Linked DNA regions of Homo sapiens: region 2 is linked to region 1. Evidence: chromatin loops called from intact Hi-C (ENCODE). Cell type or tissue: CD4-positive, alpha-beta T cell. All regions are shown on one strand. Each heading gives the region's core, and the rest is flanking DNA. Links, peaks and the distances in the headings are about the cores only. Region 1 holds the start of SMIM15 (small integral membrane protein 15). Region 2 holds the start of DEPDC1B (DEP domain containing 1B).

Region 1 (15,097 bases), core at 10,098-15,097:
TCAGTACAAATTCATGGTTTTTAGTAGCTAGAAATAAATATAAGTATTTTTGTATGTATCCGTCTGCTGAGAGGGACTACACACAATGACACACCAGTAGCAATGAGCAAACCTGGCACTCAGTAGATCTTGGTTCCTGAATACCATTCTACGTGGAAAGGAAGCAGAGCTCCTTGGAGAAATAGCCAATTGCAGGGCTAGAGTGGGAATAGTACAAGTTGAGCCTGGAACATCTTGTACCAAAAAGCAAGAAAGTCCCCAAAGAATGATGAGGACACAAGTAAAGGACATAGACATCCTGGGGTTCCCATTGGTCAAAACTGGGACAGTTAGAACATCAAAATAAGTAACAACAGTAACAATATTTGATTTGTTGACTAAGAATCCATGAGTCCATTCTGTTATAAACAAATGAAAAAATGAATGGGGGAGGAAGGAAAATGCTTTCTTTCAGTAGAATGTCAACTAATAAATATTGAGTTAGAAAGTCAGTCACTCAAGGATAGGGAGGAGGAGGTTTAAGTGTCCCATGGTAAAGCATTCAGTCTCTATAGCAGCCAGTGACATGGAAGAGCTGTTTCTCAATGGGAATACAATTCTCTGCTGCAGACGTTATCACCTTGCTCCAGAATCCCAGGGGCCTATGTTATGACTCTTCCACTGGACTTGCCATAAATTCCACACTGCATCTTTTCCCACCACTGACACACTAGGGTCTGCTGGGTCATATGATCCAAGTATCAGGGCTGCTTGCACCTGAAGCCTGGAACTGTTGCAGAGCCCTTTCCTGTTCTGGGCCCCATTCAGAGCTGGCGACCTTCCACGTCACTTGGTATATGAGGAGCTGGCTCATTACTCTTAGATGTAGAATGTGTTGCCTCCAGAACCCAAAGGGGTCTACCAAGTGCTATACTTCCTTATTGGTATAGAGGCTGTAAGACGCAGCAATTTGTCTTTCACTTCGGAGAGGATATCTCGACACTGCCCTGAGCACTGGACCTCTAAAAACTTTACTAATGTGACTGTTCTCTGAATCTTCAGTGTTTATCTCCCATCCTCTGGCATTCAGGTATCTTACCAAGGCCTTCACCATACTAGCTATCTCTTCCTCATCCTGTCCTATAAGTAGGATGTTGTCAATAAACTGGATCAGTGTGGTGTTCTGAGGGATGAGATGGTCCAGAGTTCTTCATATTATGACTGAGGGTGAGAGTTAACACAGGCTGAGGCAAAACTCAGCCTGAATATTTTTGTCTGTTCTACATGAATGTGAACTATTTCTGATCCTGTTTTCCAACTGGAATGGTATAAAATGCATTTACCAAATCAAAGATTGCATACCATGTATCTGTACTGATCTGCTCTAGCAATGAGTCCAGCACAGCAGGTGAGAGCAGGGTTATTCTTTGGTTAAGTTAGTAGAAGTCTATAGTTACCATCTAGGATCTATTCAGTTTCAAGGAGCAGCCTGCAAATTAAAAGATACGATTGGGACCACCACTCCTCCATCCTTCAGGTTTTAAATAGTGGGACTAATTTCCGTCATTCCCCCAGGATACAATATTGTGTCTGATTTACTATCTTGGCAGGAGTGGGAGGCAGTTTCAGTGTTTTACTTGGCTGTCCTAAGACAGCTTAGTCCACAGACCCAAGCACCCTTAAAATCCAATCCCAAGAGTGCTCCCCTGGTTCTTGCAAATACGTCAGCATGTCCCAGCTGGGTTATGTTGGGATTTAATCTTAGTTACTGGCTTGGCAGCCAGGAAAGGAAGTAGGGGAAGTTGGAGAAGGTGGGAGAAAGGGCTACTGCCTTGTGGCAGCAAGCTTCTGTATCTTCCAGCACAGCAGACATACTAGTTAGACCAGAAGGTCCAGAGGGAGCTGCAGGGGCATCCATCCAGACCCCATCCCATGTTCAGGATCCCAGGTTTCTCTACATTAATAGACCTGCCTATTCTAAATATTAAATGGTCCAATGTCTCTGGAGCTCTGTGACTCTTAACAATTAGCTCTTGAACCTGTGGTTCAACTGAATCTGTCCTATAGGTGATAAAGACCTCTTTGTAAGTTACCATAGAGCCTCTCATACTTAGCTATTAACTGCTTGTTAACAGTCCCATTTCTTGTTTTCCACTTGTAGTGTTTAAGTTAGCAATAACCAGCCAACTCTGCTGTCTCTGCAAGCATTTTCAAATGCCTGTATCACACTTAGCCCCATTATTTCCTTCTATTGGGACAGGGTTCCAAGTCAACACTGGTGAAATTAAGCAATTAAGCTGCAAAGTTATGTCTGGGACTATGAATGCTCCATCTACCAACTAAGGTGGCATCTTCTCAGTCAGGTAATGGATGGGACTGTTCCAATATTATCACCCCAGAAGTAGATGCCAAGATGGGACTAAATGTACAAGACTTTTTATTAGGGAAAACACCTGTGAGAGAAGATAGGGAAGGAGCTGGGAAAGAACTGGTGGACTATCACACTAGGATGCAAGTCTGACCCCAAATGTAAGAGAGCGGGAAAGAAGGTTGTGTGGAAGTGTACCAGACTGCCATGTAGCCTAAGGAAGGCTTGGCAAAGCAATGGGGATGTCCTTGAGCCTGAGCTGGCTATCAGAAGAGTCTTGGGTCTCCTAGAATCTCTATGATGCTCAGTTGCTGAACTGTGAGAAAAGCAAGGTCTTAGCACAAACATAGTGATGGATTTCACAGCATAGCAAGCAGCTGGGGCCCTTGGCCAAGTAAGCTCCCTGTAGTTGGGGGTCTGTGAGGTACATTCTCATAGCAGCAGCATCCTAGCAAGAGGCAGAGCTGGGATTCAAACCAGGTAGTTTGGTTTGAGTCTATACCCTCAACCACCGAACCAGAAGACATGTCTTGGAATTACAAGAGGTCTGAAATAAATCTATCATGCAGAAGATTTGTAAGGAGCCTGGGCCAGACTAGTAGGATCTCTAGGATCCTCTAAGAAGTTTGTATCTCATTCTACAGATAATAATGTGGGGGATACAGGGTGAGGGCACATCACAGTTAATGTATAGGACTATATTCCATATGCATTACATACATGCATGAATAATTTATAGGCCCATGTGTAGCTTTGAGTTCTCTGTGGTATAAAAGGATTAGCAGATTTGAAGACAGATGCAACAAAAAGTGATTCCTGTACTACATATATGATTGCATATACGTATTGCATATATGCAATGCTACATATATGGTAAAGTGGTCCAAAAAGTGCTGACAAAGCATTCATACCTTCCAGGGTATAAAAGTTTGAAAAAAAGGACCAAGACAAATTCATTTTCTATAACTCTTTACAAAATCATACTGTGGTACAAGGCAATCAAAAATTCATTGAATTTTTGCTATTTAAAAAATTTCATTAATTTATTTATTTATGGTTTTGAGATAGGAAGTCTCACCCTGTTTCCTAGGCTGGTCTTGAACTCTTGGGTTCAAGGGATCCTCCTGCCTCGGCCTCCCAAGGTGCTGAGACTACAGGCGTGAGCCACCATGTCTGGCCACTATTTACTACCAGTATTAAAATTTCTACCATTTTTACACAGAGGCACTATTTCCACTTAGGCTGTGTGTCAAATCTGCATTTACAGGCTAAGTGAGGAACTTAGCTACTATTTATAGTATTAATTACATGATAATCTGTGTAAGCTCCCAACAATCATCTTACAAATGAATTCTACAGAATACAACCTTTTTATTATCAAAAGGAAGTTACATGTTTATTAATTAGTATCACAATAAACAGGTATTATTAATACTATTTTATGGATATAGGAATCTAGGCACAAAAATAAAGTTTCCTTGACCCACATAATGAGATAAAATATGAACCCAGAACTAGAGATTACATCAGATTCCTATACACCTATATTCATTAACAGTACAACTCTACAACTGTGGCATAGTCCTACAACAGAATATTAAAACCTAGAGATAAAAAAAAAAATAAAAAAAAATTGGTCCAACTTTCTGTCTGAAGGCAGGAATTATTATTATCTGCTTATTACAGAGAGTGGAGAATTAGTTGGTCAAGGGCAAATCTAAAAATTTAGGAAAACTTCAAATTCAAAGCCTCCAGAAACTCATCAAACTTGCCAGTATTACTTACCCTACTTCAAGAAGACATATATGAAACAGAATGGAGTTTCTGATTTCAGATTGCTCTACTTCCTTACTTTAAGCCAGGAAGCCTAAAAACATAAACTGAACTCAGCAGATGCAACTAAAAATTTGGGACCAGGATGTCTTTAAGTGAGGGACCAGGATGTGTAACTGATGGTTTAGGAAACTATATTTATAGCCTGGTATCATTAAATTTTTGTTCACTTTTTAAAGTAGATTCCAAATATACACATTATACTCTGAAAGCTTTTTAAAGACACAAACTAGCTTTTAGAATTAGACTTTGGGATGCAATTCCAAATGATTTCTTACGTTCCACAGTTCTGAATGAGAACTAATGGTTCTGAATAGTTATGAGATTTAAAAATAAACATAAAAATTTGGATCAATGGGAGAATTTTACTTGTAACTACCTGTTAACATATCAGGGGTCTCTATGTAAACTTCTGAGATTCAAACACTTTACCTACAGGCAACCTGTACCCCACATTATTTCACAAAGGATTGCGATGTCTTCCTACGTGAACATATACAATAATGATAAAGGATATCTGTTCTAGGAAAAGCATATTTAAAAAGAAATGCAAGTATGCAGGTTAGGATGACCGTTAAACGTGCATTTCAAATTTGGCTTGAGCTTCCTGACAAAATTTTCACTATCAAAAAGTGGCTTCCGAAACTATTCTAAGAATCACTTACTAATATATCTTACATGGGACTTTATATAAAGGACACTGAGGCTGGGTGTGGTGGCTCACGCCTGTAATCCAAGCACTTTGGGAGGCTGAGGCAGGAGGATTGTTTGAGGCCAGGAGTTTGAGACCAGCCCTGGCAACACAGCAAGACCCCATCTCTAATAAAATTAAAAAATAAAAAAGTAAAAGGGCACAATATGACACAGAGGACAATACCCTTGACAACATCATATTGCAAATGCAGTTAAAAATTTTTGCATGGTTACTTTAAGCAGTTAGCTTAGGTGAAGGTAGAAGGTCTAAATTAAAATGCTACTTGGTGAAGGCAATCGTGCTAGGGGCTGCTTTTGCAATACAAAGCTTTTACACTGAAGGCTTCTTAAACGTGAATTAGTCTTCCCAATGGGATAGCAATTCTAATTTAATGGCTAGGAGAACCCAGTACAGAAATAAAAAGTTACTTGACATAGCTAAAAATCATATAGGGACAGGCCTAATATTTGATCCTCTAGTTTCAGCCAGAAAGTTTAGGGTCTCTTACGATTTTAGCAGGACTACAACCCAAGGCTTCAGATTTACTGGACATTTTACTCCTCCAAAAGGATGGCTGCTAACTACAGGGAATTAGTTTGCAGCATGTACATGTATGGTGGCATTCTGGAGATTAAGCATTGTAAATATGAAGTCTTGGAGTTAAAAAAGCACACATCCAATTTTCAGTATTATGTCAACAAATATAAACTACCCAAAACAGCAATATATAATCACCTATATTGACTACGCTCAAAAAACACACTGAATTGGTTTTAAAATGGCAATGGCCATGGGTAGCAAGGAATTATCAACAACAGAAGCACCTGCTATCTAATCTTTCTCCCACAATCTGCGTTTGGAATCACAGGCTGGAAAGTATCTAGTGAGGGCATCTAGTCTGCGTATACACTCTTATCCCATTTTCAAAGATCTCTATTTAGATCTCTAGTCTAGCTTGCTCTTATCTTAAATCGTAGCACCTACGGCCTAGGACTAATTCTTTTTATCAATGAAAATGATGAATCACGACTTTCCTGTAAATACTTTTACGAAGTTGGAAATCATTAAGTAACTAGTCTTCTCTCATTAACACGATAACTACAATTATTTTAACCTTTCCCAAAACATCTTACTAATCTTTTAGACCTCTTCCTACTAGGGTATCTCACCACTTTCAAAACATACTTCAACAGTTTGGCACTTTACTATGAGCTTCACAAATATCCAGGATTTAAATTATTTCATAATTCCTTCAAACATTCTCAGTTTTATTTGTAAGCAACAATGCTACATCGTGAAATCAATTATTTAAAACAATGTTCTAGGTATTGGGGTAACCGACCTCATATAGCTTACATTCTAGTGGAAAAAATAGACAGTGAACCAGTAAACAAGGTATCAGATTGAGGTAAAAGCTGTGGAGAAAAAAAATGTTATGGGGGTGGAGAAGCCTTTTGTAATAGGTAGCACTTCATTTGAAACCTCTAGGAAGGCAGTAGCCCTGCAAACATATGAAAAGAACGTTTTAAGCAATTTTTGGCTAATGAAAGTTTAACGAGTAATCTGCTATATATTTATATGCATTCCTTCCAAATTATATAACCTTGTACTGCTCCCTATTGAATTTTATTGTTCTTATTTTGAAGACTAATTCTATCCTTTTTTTTTTTTTTTTTGAGACGGAGTCTCACCCTGTCACCCAGGCTGAAGTGCAGTGGCGCGATCTCGGCTCACTGCAAGCTCCGCCTCCCGGGTTCAAGTGATTCTCCTGCCTCAGCCTCCTGAGTAGCTGGGACTACAGGCACCCACCACCACGCCTGGCTAATTTTTTGTGTTTTTAGTCCACGCCCGGCTAATTTTTTTGTATTTTTAGTAGAGACGGGGTTTCACCATGTTAGCCAGGATGGTCTCGATCTCCTGACCTCTTGATCCACCCACCTTAGCCTCCCAAAGTGCTGGGATTACAGGCGTGAGCCACCGCACCCGGCCTCTATCTTTTATAAGCTTTTCATTATCTCCTTTAATTGGTGTATTCCAAAGTTTGAGACGCATGCCTTCTAATTTAAACAAGCATTTCTTAATAATATTAACTAACAGTTTAGGAGGTGTTTCTGCCAAACAACATTTAATAATGGTTGGAAAAATACTAACTGAAACAACTTATAGGATAGGCCTAAATGAGTTTTCCAGAAAACAATTTGGTCACACTTTGCAGGGAAAATAGGCTGAAACAGGCAGAGTATGACCCATTCAGAAGATGAGGCTAATGGGACCATGAACCACCGATGGGTTGGTCTAATAGCAGTGAAAGAGCCCAACAGAGAATTGAGAGGTTTATAATGTCATGTATGTGGGATGAAGAAGCCGATCAACTGGCAAGGTTGGAGAAAACCTTCCCCAGCACATTGGCTCTCTGAGACATGCTGCCACCACCTGGGCAATAGGCAATTTTGAAGTTTGGGGGGATTTTAGTTATTATCTGTTAACAATTATAGAATCAAAAAACATACTTTCATATTATAAAATCAGCATTTTTTGTCAAGAAAAATGAAAGACAAAAAACGCTGATTTCATAGAATGAAAGCATGTTTTTTGATTCTACAATGGTTTTGTTTTTCGATTAAAAAAGAGCAGAGATTTTGGCCAGATATACTTAAAATTCCTGCTTTATTTTTAAAGTCTCTGGTTCCCTATCTGTAAAATTAGTATAAAAATACAATCCTGTGGTGTTGTTTAGTTTCAGGATTAGTGATAATAAGTGTGAAGCACCTAGCCCAGCACCTGGTACATACTAAGTACTCAATAAGTAACTTTTTTTTTTTTTTTGAGATGGAGTTTTGCTCTTGTTGCCCAGGCTGCCAGGCTGGAGTGCGGTGGCGCGATCTCGGCTCACGGCAACCTCTGCCTCCTGGGTTCAAGCAATTCTCCTGCCTCAGCCTCCCGGGCAGCTGAGATTACAGGCATGCGCCACCATGCCTGGCTAATTTTGTATTTTCAGTAGAGACGGGGTTTCTCCATGTTGGTCAGGCTGATCTCGAACTCCTGACCTCAGGTGATCCACCAGCCTCGGCCTCCCAAAGAGCTGGAATAAGTAGCTTTTTTTTTTTTTTGAGATGGAGTTTCGCTCTTGTTGCCTAGGCAGGAGTGCAATGGCATGATCTCTGTTTGCTGCAACCTCCACCTCCTGGGTTCAAACAATTCTCCTGCCTCAGCCTGCCAAGTAGCTGGGATTACAGGCATGTGCCACCACGCCCAGCTAATTTTTTAATTTTAGTGGAGACGGGTTTCACCAAGTTCATCAGGCTGGTCTCGAACTCCTGACCTCAGGTGATCCACCTGCTTCTGCTTCACAAAGGGCTGGGATTACAGGCATGAGCCAATGTGCCTGGCCACAATAAGTAGCTTTAAAAAAAATTATTCTTCTGTATAAACTTTCAAATATCACTAAAATCTGATTATGCTAAAAAAAAAAAAATCACTGCCTGGGCACAGTGGCTCAGGCCTGTAATCCCAGCACTTTGGGAGGCTGAGGCGGGCAAATCACCCGACATCAGGAGTTTGAGACCAGCCTGTCCAATATGGTAAAAACCCATCCCTACAAAAAATACAAAAATTAGCTGGGCATGATGGTGCACGCCTGTAGTCCCAACTACTCGGGAGGCTGAGGCAGGAGAATCACTTGAACCTGGGAGGTGGAGGCTGCAGTGAGCTGAGATCGCACTACTGCACTCTAGCCTGGGCAAGAGAGCGAGACTCTGCCTCAAAATAAATAAATAAATAAAAATAAATAAATATTACATAAATGTGCCTATTAAGAAATGTTTTGCATTATGTTTCAATGGAAGTAAAAAACCTCACAAAATAAAATTTAGGGAAGAAACCAATTCCATCAAAGTAAGATGCAGGTAAGAGAACTCTCAAAGTCTTTTAGACACACTCAATTGTTATTATTAAACTATATTATTATCTTAATATTATCTGAATCTTATTCTGGTTTCACTACTTACAACTTTGACATGGGTTAGAATGAGATATAATTTTGCACCAATCAAGGGAAAAATACTTTTTAAGAAAAAAAATGGCATGGGACTGCCACAGGACTTCCATTCTCAATAGACAAAAGAATTTTATAAGGCTCTACTTATAAAATATAATTGCAATAGAGTACACTAGTGCTGAAGAGGCTGGTGGTGTGATATACTACACAGGAATTATCTTATGCAAAGGCAGGCCCTATTTCATTAACAGCATCAGGTTTAGTTAGTTTGGCTAAACTTACATGAATAATATTTTATTTCTTAAAAGTAAATAAAGCAGACCTTATTTCCTTGTTATTCTAAATTCGTATTCTGACAGACATTTGAGAGAATAAAAACCTGATTAAGGATCTTTTCAAACAAAGAAATAAGATCTTGTCCTGGAACAGTGGCTCACACCTGTAGTGCCAGCACTTTGAAAGACAAAGGCAGGAGGATCACTTCAGGCAAGGAGTTTGGGACCAGCCTGGGCAACAGAGTGAAACCCTGCCTCTAGAAAAAAATTTTTAAAAATTAGTTGGGCATAGTGGCATGCATCTGTAGTCCCAGCTACTCTAGAGGCTGAGGTGGGAGGATCGCTTGAGCCCAGGCAGTCAAGGCTGCAGTGAGCAGTGATGGACCCACTGCACCCCAGCGTGGGTGACTTAGTGAGACCCTGTCTCAAAAAAAAAAAAAAAAAAAATCACTGAAACTCATTCTCTCTAGTTGGGCTTGACTTAGAACTGAATACATTAAGCAGAAAATTAACACTGGTCATAGGTTTAAAAAATAATGAGTATGCTAAGCTGGGCATGGTGGCTTGTGGCTGTAGTCCCAGCTATTCAGAAGGTGAGGAGTGAGGATCCCTTGAGCCCAGGAGTTCGAAGAGGCAGTGGGCTATGATCGCACCACTGCATTCCAGCTGGGCCAGAGCAAGACCGTGTTTAAAAAAAAAAAAAAAAAAAAAGGCCAGGCGCGGTGGTGGCTCACGCCTGTAATCCCAGCACTTTGGGAGGCCGAGGCGGGTGGATCACGAGGTCAAGAAATCGAGACCATCCTGGCCAAATGGTGAAACCCCATCTATACTAAAAATACAAAAATTAGCTGGGCGTGGTGATGCCCGCCTGTAGTCCCAAGTACTCAGAAGGCTGAGGCAGGAGAATCGCTTGAACCTGGGAGGTGGAGGGTGCAGTGAGCCAAGATCGCAGCACTGCACTCCAGCCCTGGTGACAGAGACTCCGTCTCAAAATTAAAAAAAAAAAAAAAAAAAAAGACCTTAAGAAAACTTGCAATAATGTTTCTATCAAATACCTTACTATGCTATTTATTTAAGAAAAATGACCAAATCCAGTCCAATTTACAGATTTTAAAGCTGAAAGGGCATTGGAGATTGCCTAGTATGCTTTCCACATATCTAAGTGGAAACACACTCAGAGTGATTTATCAGAGTATACATAACATTACTGTACCACAACTGTGAATCTCAGTTCACGAGCTCAGACTTCTCTTTATGGAAAGTAGTTCACAGTATTTGAATCAATCCTGACACCACCTTTAGTTAAGGCAATGCAGACTGCAGTAAGGAGCTCCACTGTGGCAACCCCTATGCTGTTCCTGGTCTTGCAGACTGTCCTGTAACTTGAAGCTAGATGAGCAAACTTAGATTGTAAAGGCATGGTCTAGATCAGCAGTCTCCAACCTTAATGGCATCCAGGACTGGTTTCGTGGAAAACAATTTTTCCATGGACGGGGATGGGGGATGCTTTCAGGATGAAGCTGTTCCACCTCAGATCATCAGGCATTAGATTATCATAAGGAGCGCACAACCTAGATCCCTCGCACATGCAGTTCACATTACGGTTCGCACCATGAGAATCTAATGATGCTGCTGATCTGACAGGAGGCGGAACTTAGACGGAAATGCTCACTCACCCATCGCTCACCTCCTGCTGTGCGGCCCCGTTCCTAACAGGCTGCAAACCAGGTACCAGTCCGTCGTTGGGGACCCCTGGTCTAGATTACAGCTAAAGAACTACAAAGGCTTTCTCTTTATATGCCCTTCCTTCCTGCCCAAGACTTCTGGGCTTTTAACTAGGGATGCAGCACTGCAAGTATCCGGAGGCAGTAACTGGGAAAACCACCTATCATGATTAAAATAAAACACGCATTGGCCTCTGGAACGAAGGATGTTAAAATAATACATTCTGCCCACATCTTGGATTCAAGACTTGGGGAAGTTTTAGAAAAATCAGTTATCTCAAGTAAGTATTCAGTGCACACAATCCAGTGACTGAGTCTACTTTTTCTGGCTACTAAGGTACAGGCTAGGCCTAAGCAGCATAGGCTTTGAAACTATCATCCAGGTTTTCAAATAAAAAGGAGTAAGAAAACAACTGCTGGTAATACAACATTACAAACATTAACATATGCCCAACGAACAGTATCGTAGATCGTTAGATTATCTGCCAAAAGCCTGTTCCCTGGTAAATAACAGTTATTGTTGTTTTACCTAAACTAGTTAAACATGTCGCAGCTTGCTCCTGAAAGAGAACATTCTATAGTCTTTGGAGAATCAGTGAAGAGGTCTTGCAACATTTGTCAGAGGTAGTCAAACAGTGCAAGCAATCACAAAATTTGGTCACCAACCAAACCAGATTAGCTAATCTTTCAGTTCCTGTAGATTAGAAGACAATATTAACTCACCCTTTCTGCATGTTGACTTTTGCATCCCTTTATTTGTGTATTGAAAGAACAAGCACCTCTATGGGAACTCTATGCCCTGACAGTTTAATTACTTATCAAGTTTACTCTGGGCCGGTATTGATCATTCTTTCGTGAAACGAATTAGATACTTAAATTAAAAACAAACAACAAAACCCCCCTTTTCACATAGCATGGCGGCATGTCCCTTGGTAACAAGGTTGAGTGGATCCACCAAGGCCCAGTAGCTTGCCTCCTTTTCGTAAGGATGTAACTATTGTCCAACCAGAAGAGAGAGGCATGGAGTGGGATGTGCACCAGGATGAACTCGCCGGAATCGTCAAGAGTCGTTGTGTGACCCTCACCTTGACTTCGGGCGTTTTGTGGGGACCCAACTGCTTTCTTGCCGCTGCTCTTTGGTCTGAGTTTCCCTCAGCCAAACACTTCACCCACCCATGACCCTCCAACTGTCCCGCTACAGCAGGGGATGGGGGTTGTCTTCCGATCGACCTCGGGGGGCAAAGGCAAAAGTCCCTAGCTGCTTCGGAACCGCTCCTCGAGTCCTGAAGCCGCTCCACGCCTCCTCGCCCACCACTTGGTCCCCGCAGGACGTGGCAGTCTCGGGCTCCAGCCTGGAAAGGAGCCCGCCCGGGTGCCGTCACCCGCCCCGCGCGGCCTCACCTGCCGCTCCCCGGAAATCTCAGCGCTGCCCTGCCCCCGCCCCCACCCTCCCGCGTCCTCCAACTCGAGGTCCCAAGACCCACACAGCAATGGCGCAGCCGGAAACTGGGCCCTAGACTTACTCACGCCCGGCTGGCGGCTCGGGTCGCCTGTGGGCGGGACGCAAAGGCCGCGACTTCCGCCTTCCTGCTTCCGGTCTGGCGGTGAGTGGGGAGTGGGATCCGATCCCGTGGGGCTATGTAGGGGAAGTTGGTGGCTGCAGCTGCCGTGGTTTTCTCCTGGTGTCCAGCAGAAACGGCGGCGGCGCAAGGTGTGGCTGGGCCAACCCAGGATCTCCCAGGACCCTCCGCTCTGCGCGACAAGGGGCCCGCGCTTGCCAAGGCCGACGGGCAGGAGTGAACGTGGCCTCCGTGGGTCTGCAGCCCCGATAGGGTAAGGAGGGAAGAGTGAGCAAGGGAGAAACGTAAGGAATAAGGGAAAGACAAAGGAGGAAGTGCGGACGGCCGTCAAGTGCTACCCGTTGCAGCCGCAGGGGCCACGCGGGTCTGGTTGGGAGATCGAGCCTGGTCGATCCGTTTTGGGCGGAAGAGTAGGATTTATTCCTGAAAGTGTGGAGGCGCGAGCGTTTGGGTCCGAAGTTGAGTTGCAGGGAGATGTGTGGCCTGTGGACCATGGCTCTTTTACTGCAAAGTTCTTTTGCTTATTTCTGAAACTTACATTGTTTATTCGCTACTGGGCTGGAGAAGGTGAAGGCAGATCGATCTCAGTAGTACCTAATTCTAACTGTATGGGTGAGGTCGTATGAAGTCCAGGAGCTAAGATATTTAACGTATTAGGCACTTTCATGTGTGTTCAGTTGAAAATCGTGGGGAAGATATAATTAAAACTAGTCACAGTTTTCTTGGGGTAATGGGACTGTGGGTGAATTACTATAATTTGTTTGGTTATGTCTTCTAATTTTTTAAGTAAAGGACACAAATTGTATGATGGACCCAAAAAAACCTTTATAAAGAGTAAGATGAGCTGTTTGATTTTGTAGTGGTGTACCTAATCCAGTAAATAAATGAGTGGCAACATTTTTAGTATAAAAATTGAAAATCTAGGAACGGATACGCTGTGTAAGTCAGTCAGTGAGCCAACTTGTCTCCCGTATGTCAATGAACTAAAAAAATTTTATTATTGAAATAAGTAACTTAGTAAAATACTTGATTTCCAGTAATTAGGATTTTCTTACAGGGCATTTGCAATTGTAAATTCAAATGAGGAAGAAACGTATTAAGTTACTATACCGGATAGGCAATTTTAGATGTCATATAGGTTGCATATATACAATATAGAAATTTTCCATTTAAAATTTTATTACAATTATCCTGAAATTGTGACTTAAATTTTGTTTTATTTTTTGTATTCTTTCCAACTAGCCAATTGTACAGAATTTAAACCGTCTCTCAGATGTGTACAGTAGAACTCAAGAAGACAGACTACCAAGGGTCATCTGAAGTCGTGATTGGGTCACTAATAACACCAGGACAAAGTTAAGGGATCACTACTCAAGCATAAGGTAGATGATTTTTTTAAAAAAATTCCAGTTGAAATTGTAAGTGGATGTATATACACTCATTCCCTACCCAGGTATTCTAATTCTCCACTTTGAATAGCGGTTGACACAAACATGAAAGGGAGAAAAGCCTCTGGGGCAAAATAGAAAACGTCACTCAAGTCACATAATCCTCATTTGCCAGTTGCCTTTTCCTTACACTCAAAAAGGAACAAAACACATGGCATCTGTTAAGGCTACTTTCTCATTTATTAAATTAGGCTTATTCCAACAGAGGTCCTCAAAGCTGAAAGGGCATAAAATAGCACAGTACTTTTTGCTTCTTTGGCATATTAATGCGATGTCATGACTCCCTTACCCTCTCCTTCCCATTCGGGGAAATAGTCATCTCTCCTTCTCTGCGAGCATTTCACATGCTCTGTTGCTTGTCCTTTTCAAACACCAAATTTGCTGATTTGTATTTTTGTTAATTAGTAATACTAAGGATATGTCAAAAAATGACAAACTGTATTCAGCTGTTTCCTGGAATGACCACAGAAAACTCAAGATTTTTATAAAAGCCTCCTCCTAAATAAAGTTTGTCTTGAATATAGGAGGCATGTGAGAATGCATAGTCCTTATGACAGAGTCACATGGCTTTTTTAAATCTTCTATAACTTTACCTCTTTGAAGTGTCACTATTCTGGCTGTACTAGATGAATTACTTTTTCCTAACCAGAGATACTAGTCCTTATTACAATAGTACTAAGTTGTACTTTTTAAAAAAGCAAACTGAGTGATAATGGAATCCTGAGTTAACTGGTTGTGTGAGGAAACTTTTTCAAAATTTGATTAACCACATAGTCTTTTCTCCTGTTTTTTTCCTCTGTGTTCTCCACCCGCCTCCCCCAGCCCCAGTTTTCATAAGACTGCTGTGAAGATGTTTGATATAAAGGCTTGGGCTGAGTATGTTGTGGAATGGGCTGCAAAGGACCCCTATGGCTTCCTTACAACCGTTATTTTGGCCCTTACTCCACTGTTCCTAGCAAGTGCTGTACTGTCTTGGAAATTGGCCAAGATGATTGAGGCCAGGGAGAAGGAGCAAAAGAAGAAGCAAAAACGCCAAGAAAACATTGCAAAAGCTAAACGACTAAAAAAGGATTGAAGGACTGAACAGGCTTTGCAACCAGAGGAAAATCATTTGGAAAATTACACAGCTTTGGAAGAATCCACTAAAGTTTCTTCTTTGGATTTCTTGACAGTATGATTTAGTAAATGAAATTTGACCA
Region 2 (15,097 bases), core at 6,810-11,809, 460 kb after region 1:
GGAGGCTCAGATGGGAGGATTGCTTGAGCCGGGGAAGCAGAGGCTGCAGTGAGACAAGAGATAACACCGCTGCACTCCAGTTTGGGCAACAGAGTGAGGCCCTATCTTAAAAAAAGAAAAAAAAAGACATTTCTGTGGTAACTCTTCTGGTCCTTCCCTCCTAAAAGCAGCTACTTTCAAGGGCTCTGAAGTCAGGCCTTGGCAACTCTTTTTAAAATACTCTCCAGGGTTCTGGTTTGTTGACAGATTTGGAGGCAACTTCATAGTGAATTCTGCAGAGCCACTCTCTACTAATCCCTCGCTGGAGCTGGAATAACACCACTGCCCTGCGAATTAATTCCAGGAGCAAGCCAGAGGCTTTTCAGAGAAAGTTAGACAGGAAAATGCAGTCAAACAGATTTCAATGTCTAGAAAGTCACTCTTTAGTTTTAACTGAAACAGGAAAATTCACAAATGGTAGATCCAGTCTGAAACTGGATACTATAAGGGTTTTGTCTATTAAATAAAATCCTTTTATCTTTTTCTCCTTAAGTTTCCAACATTGGTTTTTGGGTTATAACATAGAGGGACTAAATTCCTAGTAACTTGTGTCTCAGCGTCTGTTCCCTTTTTGGTCTGCTGTATAGTCTTTTTTGCTTCTCTTTTTTCTTACACAGTAAAATATCTGTGTCAGTTACCCTTAGCGAGTAGATACTGGCAGTGCCATGAGAGGGTCTTCTCAGGTGCTGGTCATCCTTTGTTTCTTGAACTTGAACAGCTGGATTCAGAATCCAGAGTGTTCACCATTACACTGTGGAACTGCTTGAGGAGGGATACTCTTCATATATTGTTTCTTGATCTGAGTGCTGGTTACAGGATGTGTTTAGGTTGTGAAATTCACCAAGAAATATAAAGAAGATTTGTGTACTTTTCTCCATATGTGTGTATTAGTCCATTCTTGCATTGCTATAAAGAAAAACCTGGGATGATAATTCATAAAGAAGAGGTTTAATTGGCTCACAGTTCCACAAGCTGTACAGGAAGCATGATGCTGGCCATCTGCTCAGCTTCTAGGGAGGCCTCAGGAAACATACAATCATGGCAGAAGGCAAAGGGGAAGCAGGCTCATCTTACATGGTGGGAGTAGGAAGAAGAGAGAAAGGGGAGAGGTGCTATACCCTTTATCCAGATCTCATGAGAACTCCCTCAGGAGAATAGCACTAGGAGGATGATGCTAAACCATTGAAAACCACCCCCATGATCCAGTCACCTCCCAGCAGGCCCCACCTCCAACACTGGGGATTACAATTTCACATAAGATTTGGGAAGGGACTTAGATTCCTACTAAAAAAGAAATATATATCAATGTATTATAACCCAGTGAAAAGTTAAAACATCAGTTGTAACAAATGCACCACTGTGGTGGAGGGTGTTGATAATGAGAGAAGCTATGCACATGTGGGTAAAAGGGTATATGAGAAATCTCTGAACCTTCCTCTCAATTTTGCTGTGAGCCTAAAACTACTCTAAAAAGTCTTTTAATAAAATGTGTATTTTTATACCACAGAGGATTTATCAGATTCAAAACATTGAATATGATTAAATGATAAGCCTACATTTGAATTCTCATTAAAACCTTTAAGAATAAATAAAAGAAAAATATAAAATCTAATCATCATCAGTAAGGACAAAAGCTTAAAATGATTTTGTTTTTTATATTTTTATAACCTTTCAAGTTTCAGTTGCTTGGCTGTGCAAGAAAATAAGAGCAGCAGTGTTGGGGGCGAACACAATCACCATTGTTGCCTTTGTTAGCCCTTCAAGGTAGCCCAACACATACAGACACCCTGCCCCAACCCCAGCTCACAGACCTTCCTTGTTCCCCAACTGCTTTTGCTCACAATCTCAATTTCATCCTGTTTCTGGCTTAGTGACGCCGACCACTATCCATTTTTTAAAATTTATTTTTTATTTTTTAGAGACAGAATCTCGCTCTATTGCCCAGGCTGGAGTGCAGTGGCATGATCATAGCTCACTTCAGCCTCAAACTCCTGGACTTAAACAGTCTTCCCACCTCAGCCTCCTCAGTAACTGGGACCACAGGTGTGTGCCCCCAAGTCTGGCTAATTAAAAAAAAATTTTTTTTTTTGTAGTGACAAGTGTCTCGCTATTTTGCTGAGGCTGGTCTCAAACTCATGGCTTCAAGCAATCCTCCAGTCACTGAGATTGTGCACCCGGCTACTCTCCACTTCTGATTCTGGGTTCTTGCATGTGCGTGTGGTCCATGGGCCTAGGCACACAGGATGCTCTACTGTTGATTCCAGGTGTAAGAAATTTCCTGTTAAATATCTTGCCCTGAAGGAAGCACCCTCTGCCTTGAGCACCTTACTTCTTCTAAGTGTCTGTAGGATCTGGCAGTAGTGTTTCCCAAAAGTTCTATATATTCCCCACCCTTCTACCCTAACTTCCTTTTTAAACTTTTAATTGAGTTTTTTTCCCCCCAGCTAAATTAAGTACACTTGCTATTTCAGGGACCATTTGTGATGAATCTTTAAAAAATGCCAATAATTTTATCTTACTTTTTTCATTTCTTTTAAAACTGAGCTTAGGTGCCATGGGCCAGACAACTGATCTACTAATACTGGATATCAAACAATATATTGTTTGACTATTTGTCAGCTGCCCCAAAGTTCAGTAATATGTAATGATCTGTAATTCTGCTGAGGCAGAAACTTGAATCTTGTGCCTTTAAAAGTAAAATAGAGGAGAAGGTCTTTGATGAATGTCCAGAACTTTAGTCTCCAGGGTTGGAGCCAAGAATGGGACAAGCCCCTGTCATAAGATTTATCACGGGCCCAGGGAAGGCTGAGAGATTGTGGTACATGAAGAGCCAGGTGTAGGAAGATAAGTCTAGACACAGGGGTGAGGCAGTAGTATGAGGGCCAGAGAAACAGGTCAGTCAAGGCCATAAACCAAAAGCCTTGAAATGGGACATTGGTAAGGTCCTCTGTTCCTCTCTCTATTCTTCCTCCCTCTAACTTCCCCAACTGTACCCAACCTCTTCATCTAGTATTTTCAAATATGGGTTATTTCTCTTTGGATATTTCATTCTCATTTGAATGCTGCATGTCCAAGTATCGACTTCTTTTGGCCTTTGGCATGTATAAGGAATAAGTCCAATGGCTTGTGTGAATTATCCAATATCAGTATAACAAAATATTTTTTCCGGTAACATGCATTGGCATGAAAAGTAGAGATTAACTCTACTTTTCTCTATTAGAAAAGTAGAAAGCCATATTGAGCTGAGGATTCCAGGTGGCTGGATGGGCTTAATTACAAGCTGGATGATATTCTCTTACACTCCATCCCCCAAGGTGGGGATTTCAAGTTTTTGATTCATCAAAATTAGAAATCTGTACATGTCATGGATCTTTGGAGCTACTAGCAAATAGTCAAACAGCAAATTAGCTATGGAATCTAGGTACTTCTAGCTACCTCTGTGGGTGGAATCCATAAAATTGAGTTTTATGCGCTTTACTATGCATAAGAACCTTGACAATTCTTATGCACAGGAAAGTCTGAGACCCCTTCTCCATGTTCCTTCTTGCTTACCCAGACAACTCTTCTTTCCTTATGGTTAATGGCACAATTTTTTTTTTTTTGCCAGCTTTCCAGAATATATTTAGAGCCATCTTTGACGTTTTCTTCTCCCTCATCCCTTGTAAATAATTACTCATTAAATATTGATTTTTTTCTCCCATTCCTACTCCAGCCATAGAGTAACTAGAACAAGCATTTCAGAGTTTTGTATGTAAAATGTGTATCAGTTTTCTGTTGGTACATAAGAAATTACTACAGATTAACTGGATTTTAAGCAACACCTATTTATTAGTTCACAGTTCAGTAGGTGAGAAATCTGGCACAGTGTGGCTGCTTTCTGTTCAATGTATCAGGTATTGGGAGGCTGAAATCCAGGCATCAGCCAGCTGAGTTCTCCTGTAGAGGCTCTAGGGGAAAATTTGCTTCCAAGCTCATTCAGGTTGGTGGAATTTAGTTCTGGCTTCCCTTATACAACTAGTTGGAGAAATTTCTCTCCTTTTAAGGAGCTCATATGATTAAGTAGGCCTATCTAGATATTTGTCCTACCTCAAGATCAACAACCTTAATTACATGTGCAAAATCCCATTACAGCAGTGTCTAGATTAGTGTTTGGTTGAATAATGGGAAGAAGGTTTATGTATATCAGGGGCTGGGGATCTCAGGGGCTGTAATGGTTAATTTTTTGTGCAACTTTACTGGGCCACAGGGTGCCCAGATATGTGGTCAAACATTATTCTGAGTATTTCTTGAGGGTATTTTTGATAGTTTAACATGTAAGTCAATAGACTAAAGTAGATTGCCCTCTCTAATATAGGTGGGCCTCATCCAATCAGTGGAAGGCTTCAATAAAACAAAAGACTGTTTCTCTCTTGTATGAGAGGGAATTTCTTCACCTGAATGCCTTCAGGCTGGAACAATTTTTTTCCTGACTTTAAACTCAAACTGAAACAAACATCAGCTCTTCCTGGTCTCAAGCCTACCAGACTTCAAACTGGAGCTATACCATTGGCCCTGTTTCTCAGATCTTTGAACTTGGACTGCAAATACACCATCATGTCTCCTGGGTTTTCAGTTTCCCAACTACAGATCTTGGGACTCATCAGGCTCCATAGTCATGTGAGCCAGTTCCTTTTAATAAATCTCTGTCTGTTTTTGTCTCTTTCTGTCTGTACATATATGTATATTATGTACATATATGTTCTCTTTTTCTGAAATAGGGGCCTTCTTAGAATTCTGCCTACCATATAAGGGAAACAAAATTCTAAGAGCTTTGTATATATTTCCTCAGTTAAGTCTTTCAACAACCCTATGAAGCAAGTACCATTATTATTTCTATTTTACTGATGAGGAAACTGATAATCAGAGAAGGTGAGTCTTGCTCAAGATTATGTGGGTATTTTCTCATAACACTCTATTACTCATGGAATTCCATGCCTATATTCCTTCAGCTGTCTTCCAAATGGCTTTCCTATCTTCAGAATCTTCCTCCTTTAATTCATCCTATATTTCTTGGCCAGATCAATGTTAATTAAAATTTTTTTTCATTACGTCTCTTTCTGAGGTGTAGAGAATTATACTTCACCATATGTGCTACATGGCATAGCTGCGATGTGTCAGAAATTGAGCTTATTCTCAAATATGAAAATCCATTTAGCTATATTCCTTGGCACAGGTTTTATTATGCTAACTTTGTACTGTAATGGTGTGTGAGGCGGCAGGAGGTGGAGGGGCAATTATAACACAAGTCATGGAGTATGTGCAGATTGTATTTTCCCAAACTCAAAATCTCAGAGGACTTTAATGATAAAAAGTAAGAGTTTTAAAAACAAATTTGATACATTAAAATAAAAATGTAAAAGCTAGCTATTATTTTGTTGCCCATATTCATATGAGAAATGGCAAACAGAATGAATGAATCAAATTGATCTTTAAGAAATGAATAACTTCTAAAGCTTATGTAAGAATACACTACATGAGCAATACATTTGCTCACTCATTTACTCACTCAGTAAATAGTTGTTGAATGCCACTATGTGCCAAGCACCATACCAAGCAAATATGTTTACTTTCTCCAGTGAGGTATTGTAGCAGCTTCCTCAACTGGTTTTCCTGCCTCCTCTCTCACCCTCAATGCCTACCCGAGTCCAGTATCCACGCAATGGCCAGAGTGATTTGGCCAAAATGATTGGCCAAAGATCAATAGAGTGATTGTGATCTGTTTTGATCACTCTGCTGATCAAAACTTTCTAATATATTTTCACTAATTCAGAAGAGGATCAGAATCCCATGGCCCATAATGTGGTCTGAAAGCCCCACTCCACTCTGTATTCAACTCCATCTCCTCCACTGCCCCTTTTACTCCCTCACTTTAGTCAGCACCAACCTCCTTCCCATGTCTCCTGGAAGTTTCTCATGGGCTGCTCATTCTTTCGGCTTAGAAGCTCTTCCCCAGACAACTACCCCTTACTTTACTCAGATCGTCTACACAGATGTCATTTCATCAAAGATGCCTTCTCTGACCACCTGAACCAAAACAGCAACTTCCCCCTACCACCCTCTCCACTTTAGTCTTTTACTTTTCTTCCCAGTACTCAATCACCACCTGATATATAATACATATTTGAATGTATTATAGCTGGCTTGTCATCCCTTCCTCTACTTAGGAGTCAGCTCCTAGAAGCTGCATTTTATCTATTGCATGATTTCAGACTGGAATTATACCTGACACACAGTAGTGTATTCTTACATACTTGCTGAATAAGTGAATGAACAAATGTAAAACCTCGATTTCTTTGAGGCATTTATTTATTTATTTAGAGACAAGATCTCACTCTGTCACCCAGGCTGGAGTGTAGTGGGGCGATCTTGGCTCACTGCAACTTCCACCTCCCAGGTTCAAGCGATTCTCCCACCTCAGCCTCCTGAGTAGCTGGGACTACAGGAGCGTGCCACCACAGCCAGATAATTTTTGTATTTTTAGTAGAGACAGTGTTTTGCCATGTTGCCCAGGCTGGTCTTGAACTCCTGGGCTCAAGTGATCCACCTGCCTTGGTCTCCCAAAGTACTGGGATTATAGGCATGAGGCATCGCTGGATGACACCATTTTATTGACCCTTTTGTAGAGAAATAGTGTGTGTGTTTGTGTTGCGTGAGTGCAGAAGTCTGGGAAGGGTGCTGCACAGCATTGTCCAGCGTTGGGGAGATGTCCCTGGCCCGTGCAATGACTCTTTGTGTCTTCTGATATGTAGATCCTTTGGAAGTATGCCTTTCTAGTAACAGCCATCTTGTCTATGGCTAATAACAGGCTCTTGGGAAATGCTCAAGAAGCTGGCATGATTTTTTTAAAAAAATATATAGTTCTTTTTATTACTGCTATATGCTGGGCACTTTAAATACATGCTGGGCACTATATTTAGCACTTTACATACATCCTTACAACTCTGCAAGATAATCATTAATATTCCCAGTTTACCAGTGAGTAGATGGAAATTAAATAATTAGCTTGAAGTCACTCCACTGGTAAGCAGTACCAGTCATTATTGAAATCCAGATCTATGGAATTTCACAGTCTGTGATACTTACCGAACTAGAAAGCTGCATAATGCTGGACATAATGTTTTGTATCAGATTCTAGTTTCACCACCATGATAGGTGGTGGCAGGTCTCAGACAAGGCTTTAAAATTCCCTTTCTCCTGCTTCTTGTGTCAAGGACACAAGTATCTCTTTATATTCCTTGCCAAGGACAAGAAGATCTCTTCCATGGAGCTTAGAGGTTAAAAGAAAAAAAGTTCTGATAAGGATTCACTTACTGGAAGTAAGAAAAAAATTTTAAATTGCTTTTTCTAATTACAAAAGCAATATATATGTATCATCTCAGGACATTTCTTGGGCTAAATAAAAACCTAAGGCAGCAAATGGGTGGTGGTAGTGGTGTGGTTTTGAGGATGAGAAGAGGTGGTCCAATCCCTTACTTAGATCTTTCTTATGATGTTATAGGGGAGCCAGAGATCACCTCCAAGCTCCCTTTTACCTCTTAATGAGCTCTCCAGTTGTATCTAGAAACCACACTGACACCAGGAAGATTACCAGGAGAAAAGTATACACATTTTATTAGTTTTATGTGCACATGGGGATCTTCACAAGAGAGTGAAGTCTGAAGAAGTGGCCAAAGTAAGATGCTTTTATTCATTTTTTTAGGTAAAGAGAGATAAATTTGAGAAGAAAAGCCATGACAAAGAAAATCTGGTTAAGGTGTTACAGTAGGTAGCTAGTCAGGCATGAGCAGGGCAGGAGAGGGCTCCCCCTCATACACACACACATCAGGAATGTCAGGCAGCCATCAGGTGATGGTCAGGTGGTTGTTAATTGTCTCTCTAAAATAATAGTTGGTCACAGCCGGCACCAGGGAAAGGCAGTCTCCTAATAGAAAACACTTGAACTGTTGATCAGCAGCTTCCCGATAAGATCTTAGGAGTTGGGCAAGTGGGCTCAAGTATGCGCCTGTGGACAGCTCACTCTAAGGGAAGAATCAGGAGAGAAGTAATGCAAAGCCCCAAAAGCAAGACCCCAGAAGTATGCCAACGTATAAAACCCCAGGTCAAAAGGTCAAACTACGCACTAGATCTCTCAAGTCACTGGCTTGGCCCTCTTCCAAGTGTACTTCCTTTCATTCAAAGCTTTTTAATAAACTTCACTTCTGTTCTAATACTTGCCTTGGTCTCTCCTTTTGCCTTATGCCCCTCAGTCGAACTCTTTCTTCTGAGGAGTCAAGAATTGAGGTTGCTGCAGATCTGTAGGAATTCACTGCCTGTAACATACTTTGGGGCCGTGTCTCGGATATGGGCAGCTGCTAACATATTTTGGTGCCCTGTGACTCGAGTTAACTTCCACAGCTCACAAAGGCAGTAACATTTTCTAGGGAGTCACTAGAAGATATATGTAAAAAATCTCCTATATCTCCTAGTGGAAGATAGGGTTACTTCGTTAAGAATGTTTATTCAGGTCCACTGCAGCCTTCAATTCCAAGCCTTTGGTGATAAAGGCTATTTTCTCACCGTGGTAGGGAGAGGATGCCCATCCCAGAGAAATCTTTGTGGCCTGCTGCATCGAAGAGGCAGGTCAGCTTGCCCTTTCTGAAACTACCATTTCTCCAATGTTTTCCGCTCGAAATAATCAATATACCAATTAGGCATATTTTGGAATGGCACACCTTCACTCCTTCAACGTCTTGTCCTGGGTACTTACCGAGATGACCAAATTTGAGTAGGTGTACAGAGTCCTAAGTATATGGAGTTACTTCATTTGTCCCTCTGAAAGATTGCAAATCGGACTAGCAATTCCCAGGGGGAAAATTCTAAGCAGTCAAAAAAGGACTCACAACCCTATTGCCGAGGACTAAAAGTATCAGCCCAATACAAAACATAGAACTCAAATTAAAGGGGAAAAGACTATCATGAGAACAAACAGAAGAGGAATCGGGGCTCCCTTCCCGCTCTTTATTGCCCTTAACACACTGTCTACGCTCCTTGTGCTCTCTATCCCGTTTTTAAATGTCCCTACACTGGTAAAAGCTGTCGCCTCGCTTCATTTCACTACCGCTTCTCCCAGCGTTAGCAGCACCTCCAGGCTCACAGTGCACTTGGTAGGGAGGACAGGTATTTATCCACGCGGCCCAAAGCTGGGTTTCGGTCGCTGGATAACACCTATTATTGACCCTTTTGTAGAGATAGCGTTGCGTGTGTTTGTGTTGCGCGGACGCAGAAATCTGGGAAGGGCGCTGCACAGCGTTTTCCAGCGCTGGGGAGACGCCCCCGGCCCCTTAGTCGCACCTGCCTAGGTGTGCTCGCACGGTGGGACCAGGGTGGGCAACAGATTTCGCCCCGGGCAAGTTCGCACGCGGAGCTCCCAGCGCCGCGGGTCTCGGAGAAGACGCCTGCCTCCCCGCGCATTTCCGGTGACGTGCTGCCGCGCCGCCCAATCAGCGCCCGCAGCCCGCGGGCTTGGGATTCAAACTGCTGCTCCTCCGGCTGGCGGGGATCAGCGCTGGCGCGGCTGCGGCCGCTGCTGCCTACGCGCCATGGAGCATCGCATCGTGGGGCCCGGGCCGTACCGAGCTACCAGGCTGGTGAGTGAGTGTGCTGGGGCCTGGGCGGAGCACCCGGTGCCGCGAGCCCCCACTCAGCGCGCGGACAGAGTGCTTGTCAGTCTTCGCTTCCGCAGGCCAGCGGGGCTCGGGTGTGGAGCATTTCAGCTGGGACTACTGGGGCTGCCTTTTAGTGGACGAGCCTCAAAGAAAGGCTAACGGGGCCCAGAGCTCAGCCGGCCGGGGGTTAGTGCAGCTTTGTCCATGAGATGTTGACTGGGTTCTCGGCAGTAGATGGCGCCTCTCTGTTTAAAGACCCCAAGACCAGGCTGTTCCCTGCCTTTTGTCCTCTGGAATCTAACCGACCCGGTCGGTAACCTGAGGGGCCACCACGTACCCCGTAACGCTCAGCGTTCGCGGCAGTCCAGGCAGGGCGTGTCTCCTTCCTGAGTGACACCTGATGATACCTGACGGGGTATTCGAATAAACGGTGCCCAGAACAGAGGGGCATCGCGCTGGCCGCATTTCCGGCCCCTGGCGTTTCTGTTTCTGTCAGCACCGATCCAGATGAAGAGCTGGCCAGGACAGATGTTTTAGGAGAGTCTTTGCCGACTCTGAGTTCCTGTTTTTTTTTTTTTTTTTTTCTGGGAGAAAAGCTTTGGTATTGAGGTGTACTTGGTCTGCTTTGACTTGGAACAATAAAGGGTGACAGTTTGGTAATGTCTGTGGCAAGTTTTTAGAGGACTTTCTGTGGAAGTGTAATGGTAATTTGGGAGGACAGTAACTTGCTCCTTGGTCTGCCGACCTCTCTGGCCACATTTAACATGGGAATTACTCTCATAGTTCCATGCATTATAATGAATACACAGGAAAAGATGGGAACTAACATCCAAACTCTTACTCAGCTAGACTCATGGAAGAGGTGAGGATGCTGGGATACAGATAATGTAAATAGAGTTTCCTTTTCTTTCCAAAGCCAGCCACACACTATACCAGTAAGTCAAGCCAGAGCTGAGAAGGCCAGCTTCTGGAAGAGAAATCATAGTTGGGGCTGATGGGTCTTTACTTTTTAAATTTGGCTCATAGATCGCTTTGAGAATCTGATGAAGATTAAGGATCTTCTTCACAGAAAACTGCACATGGCACATACTCATGAAATTTTACATGATTTAAGGGGATGGATCGCTTGAGGTCAGGAGTTCGAGACCAGCCTGGCCAACACAGCAAAACCCCGTCTGTACTAAAAATACAAAAATTAGCTGGGCATGGTGGCATGCGCCTATAGTCTCAGCTACTCAGGAGGCTGAGGCAGGAGAATCTCTTGAACCTGGGAGGCAGAGGTTGCAGTGAGCTGAGATCGCGCCATTGCACTCCAGCCTGGGCAACGAGCGAAACTCCATCTCAAAAAAAAAAAAAAATAATAAGGAGATTGGGAGAGTCTGTGACATTGTTTTATTTGGCATAAAGACAAGCATTTTATTTGCTCATCCTTTGGATCAGTAATCTGGGCTAGACTCATGTCAATGGTTCTTTTGTGGAGGTCACTCATGTGCCACAAATAATGTGACTTGGCTATTACTGGATGATGGAAGATGGCTGCTTGACTTGGTCCTGGCTGTTACCTGGGCCAGATATCTCTAACAGGTTATCGGAGGCATCTTCACGTAGTGGTCTCATGGTTCCAACGTAGCTAAAAGGAAGTTTCAGCTTGTGACTTTTTCTTCAAATCTCATTGGTCAAAGCAAGTTAAACAGCTAAATCCAGATTCTAGAAATTCAACTCCACTTCTTGATGGGCAGGGTGGCAAAGCCACAGAGGTGCATGTGGAGAGGATGGGAAGAATCATTGCACTCATCTTTGCGAACACTCTATACAGTATAGACACCAGAATGATCTGGGGTCAAGAATATTGATAAGTCTAACTTTAGGGAGGAAAATAAGGCATTTGATCATTCCCTTCACCAATTTATTTACAGCACTTACACAAGGAAAACATAGCAAGGCTGTGGTTCTTGACGTGACTAGTCTTCATTCTTCCTGCATTAGACTAAAAAAAAAATACCTCATAATTGGAATTGTATTTTAGTCTCATATTCACAGAATTGTATGAGGTACTTCTTTTCATGGATGCAGAGGGTCCATATATAGATAGTGCTGGATTCTTGAGTCACATTAAAATATTATCAAAGGAATTTGTTTAATTAAAAAAAGGTGCTCTCTGCTCTCTAGAAGTCTTCAGTCCCTAACAAATAATATTCAGGCTAAATTTAGGTTGATTAAGTTAAGAAGATAAATGACATGGATAATTAATGAAACAAACACCTCAGTTTCACCAGAATTTCCCAGGTAATCAATTCAGTTCTCAACTTCATAGTGTTTGAGGAACATAATATTAAACTAAGATGTGGAAAACAGAAAACAATAGCCAATTTTTTTTTTCAAAAGTGAGTATTCCTGCTGTCAGTGATTGCAGCCAACATTGAAGATGCTTCTTTCCATTGTAAAGTCTGTAATTGTTTCCCCAGTGTAATTCAGCTGTGACTTAAAGCTTTTGCTAGGTAAATCATATATTTAATAGTTTGAGACTAGTCCTCTTTTTACTTGTTGGACCTAGTTGGCCTTTCCTCCCTCTATCTGCAGCATACAATTTCTCCCTTTTCCCATCATGCTCATTCTAAACTTTCTTCAGGGGAAGCTTGGTAAAAATCTATTGGGATACAAAAACTAGGCCTTTATTTTCTCCTTTCATGGCTCACTTTACTTTCTCAAAGCATGTACAGCTTTAGAAAAAGCTCTTTGGTGCTTTTTCTAAAGCACCAAAGTCTTATTTGAAAATAACATTTTGTGGATTAGGTAAAATGTTATGACAAAAGTCAAATGACAGCCCCAACTCATGATAAATGTGAAGCTAGTTATCCATTTATACATTTTCACTGAAATAACTTTCATCTTTGTAAACTTGGTATAAATAGTTCATTCAAGTAGAGAGAAAAATTTTTTTTCTAGAAACTGCTTAAATCTTTGAACTTATTCTGAGTTATATATATGGTCTGATGCAACTGATAAATTTTAAAAGACATACAGCTTTCATTGAATCTGAGAGTTAGAATGGCAAGATCACACAACGAGGTTGTGGCAAGTGCAAGTAGATCTAGGAGTGGTTGTCACTGAACTCCCAGACCAGTCAGTTTTCTTTATAGCACCGCTATCATAATATTTTTGGTACTAAGAAGAAATGAAATGGAATATCCTGGAGAAAAGAACAGGATGCACAGCAGTAGGTGTATGTCTTATAGTTTGCCTCATCATGTTAAGAAAAAACAATTGTGTGATTTTATTTTTTCCTGAGAAACTAGGGGACTGAAATTAATAAGTAGAGCAAAACAAAAAGTGTTTTAAAATCATAAAACAAATCTGTTTTGTTCCATTTGTTGTAAAGATTCTCTTCAAATATAATGTCATGAAAAAAAAACTCAAGCTCTTTCTTGTTATTTATTGACAGAGGATATTTTGTTTCCAAAAGTGACTGAGAATGGTATATTGTTAGATTATTTAAAGATACTTATTTTTCTTTCTGAGCAGAGTAGCCAAATAACCCCTTAGTTATATTTGGAAATAAGTGGGAACAGAGACCAAAGTGACCTCAGTAGGCTTTAAAAAATCTAAAGTATTTCATATATTAAGGAAATATAACCCATAATGATAAATGCCATTCAAAATCAAAATGAGTAAATTCAAAAGTCTATTTATAAATGCTCTTTTTAAAAGGGGCAATGAGACTTTGATAAAGATGTTTTATTAGACATTTTCTAGTATGAAATAAAAGTCAGTAGCAATAGAGCAGTTAATCCATTCTGAATCCTAATGGATTTTTTTTTCCTGTGTGGGAGAATGCAATGAATTGAAAGCTCATGCTGAAGAGTAAAATTCTGAGAACTGAAAAAAGTTTTCCCTCACAAAAAGAAATGAACTTCACAAAAAGAAATTTTCACGCTGGGTGCGGTGGCTCATGCCTGTGATCTCAGCACTTTGGGAGGCCGAGGCGGGTGGATCACGAGGTCAGGAGATCAAGACCATCCTGGCCAACATGGTGAAACCCCGTCTCAACTAAAAATACAAAAATTAGCTGGGTGTGGTGGCACATGCCTGTAATCCCAGCTACTTGGGAGGCTGAGGCAGGAGAATCACTTGAACCAGGGCGTCGGAGGTTGCAGTCAGCCGAGATCACGCCACTGCACTCCAGCCTGGGCACCAGAGCGAGACTCTGTCTCAAAAAAAATAAAAAAAGAAAGAAGTTTTCACATTCCCTTACAAAGAAGACAGGGGCCTTGTCCTACCAGGGATTTATACTTGGTATTAATTGACTGTAATGACAACTGTATGGTATTACACAGGAACAGATAGTCGCTCAGTGGGATAGAAACAATCAAGAAGTGTGATATGTAAGGTTACTTAATAATATTTCTGTTCATTTAGAAAAGCATGGCATAATTGACTCTTGATATGGTTTGGACGTTTATCCCCTCCAAATCTCATGTTGAAATGTAATCCACAGTGTTGGAGGTGGGGCCTAGTGGAGGTGTTTGGGTCACTGGGGCAGATCACTCATGAATGGCCTGTTGCTGTCCTCATGACAATGAGTGAGTATTCACTCTGAGTTCATGTGCGATCTGATTGTTTAAAAGTGTGGCACCCTGTCCCTCACTCTCTCTTGTTCCCCCCTTGCTGTGTTATGTGCCTCCTTCTGCCTGCTTCCGCTTCACCTTCTGCCTTGAATAAAAGCTTCCTGAGGCCTCACCAGAAACTGAGCAGATGCTGGCACCATGTTTCTTGTACACTCTGCAGAACCGTAAGCTGATTAAACCTCTTTCCTTTATAAATTACCCAGTGTCAGGTATTTCTTTACAGCAACGCAAGAATGGACTAACACAACTCTCCATCCAGAAAAAAATAGAGATCCCCTGCCTCCCACCATATAAAATTCAGTTAAAGGTTTACATATTAAAAAACATACCCTCTAAAATATTAAAAGGAAATTTTGATAAATATTTTAATACCTCAGGATAGGGAAGCTTTCTTAAGAGAATAAACCCTGAACTGATAAAGAAAATAGATAATTATTTCCTTATAAAAACATCAACATCTACAACAAAATCATTGTATAGCTAGAGACTATGTAAAGAAATTGATAGGCTAAGATAAAACATTTGTAACATATAACAAAAAGGTTTAATATTCTATATTCATCAGTACATATTAAATGGGTATACTATATGTCAGGCACTGGTCTTTGTTGTGAGGATATTGAGCTGAACAAAATCGATTAACTTTCCTGACTTCTGTGCCCTTTAAACATTAACAGATTAAACAGTTCTTAAAATTGATTTTAAAAAAGAGATAACCCAATAGAAAAATGGCAAATCTCAGAAGAAGAA

Evidence for each region. A loop is a pair of places that touch in the nucleus more often than their neighbours do. Peaks named below come from ENCODE experiments on the same cell type or tissue, not always from the same donor. Only the 100,000 strongest peaks of a DNase experiment are listed, where the experiment ranks them.
Region 2: a loop joins it to region 1, with 3 times the contacts of the local background. A loop is called at or near these places in 4 of 110 quality-filtered maps.

The regions. Positions count from the first base shown.
Region 1 is chr5:61,159,823-61,174,919 of GRCh38, reverse strand. SMIM15 (small integral membrane protein 15) reads left to right here and starts at 12,452. Exons shown (of 3, transcript NM_001048249.4): 1 at 12,452-12,703; 2 at 13,693-13,832; 3 at 14,721-15,097. The coding sequence starts at 14,749. The coding sequence ends at 14,973. SMIM15-AS1 (SMIM15 antisense RNA 1) reads right to left here and starts at 12,604. Exons shown (of 4, transcript NR_109908.1): 1 at 12,394-12,604. RefSeq lists enhancers at 11,764-11,823, 11,864-11,963, 12,494-12,753, 12,824-12,903, 12,389-13,285 and a silencer at 12,204-12,313. In CD4-positive, alpha-beta T cell, for the core only: no CTCF peak of the experiment used is centred there; a DNase peak (open chromatin) is centred at 12,399; H3K4me3 peaks cover 1,989 bases; H3K27ac peaks cover 1,395 bases.
Region 2 is chr5:60,694,653-60,709,749 of GRCh38, reverse strand. DEPDC1B (DEP domain containing 1B) reads left to right here and starts at 9,584. Exons shown (of 11, transcript NM_018369.3): 1 at 9,584-9,704. The coding sequence starts at 9,657. LOC124900982 (a long non-coding RNA gene) reads right to left here and starts at 9,510. Exons shown (of 2, transcript XR_007058779.1): 1 at 9,409-9,510; 2 at 7,663-8,096. In CD4-positive, alpha-beta T cell, for the core only: no CTCF peak of the experiment used is centred there; a DNase peak (open chromatin) is centred at 9,589; H3K4me3 peaks cover 1,845 bases; H3K27ac peaks cover 338 bases.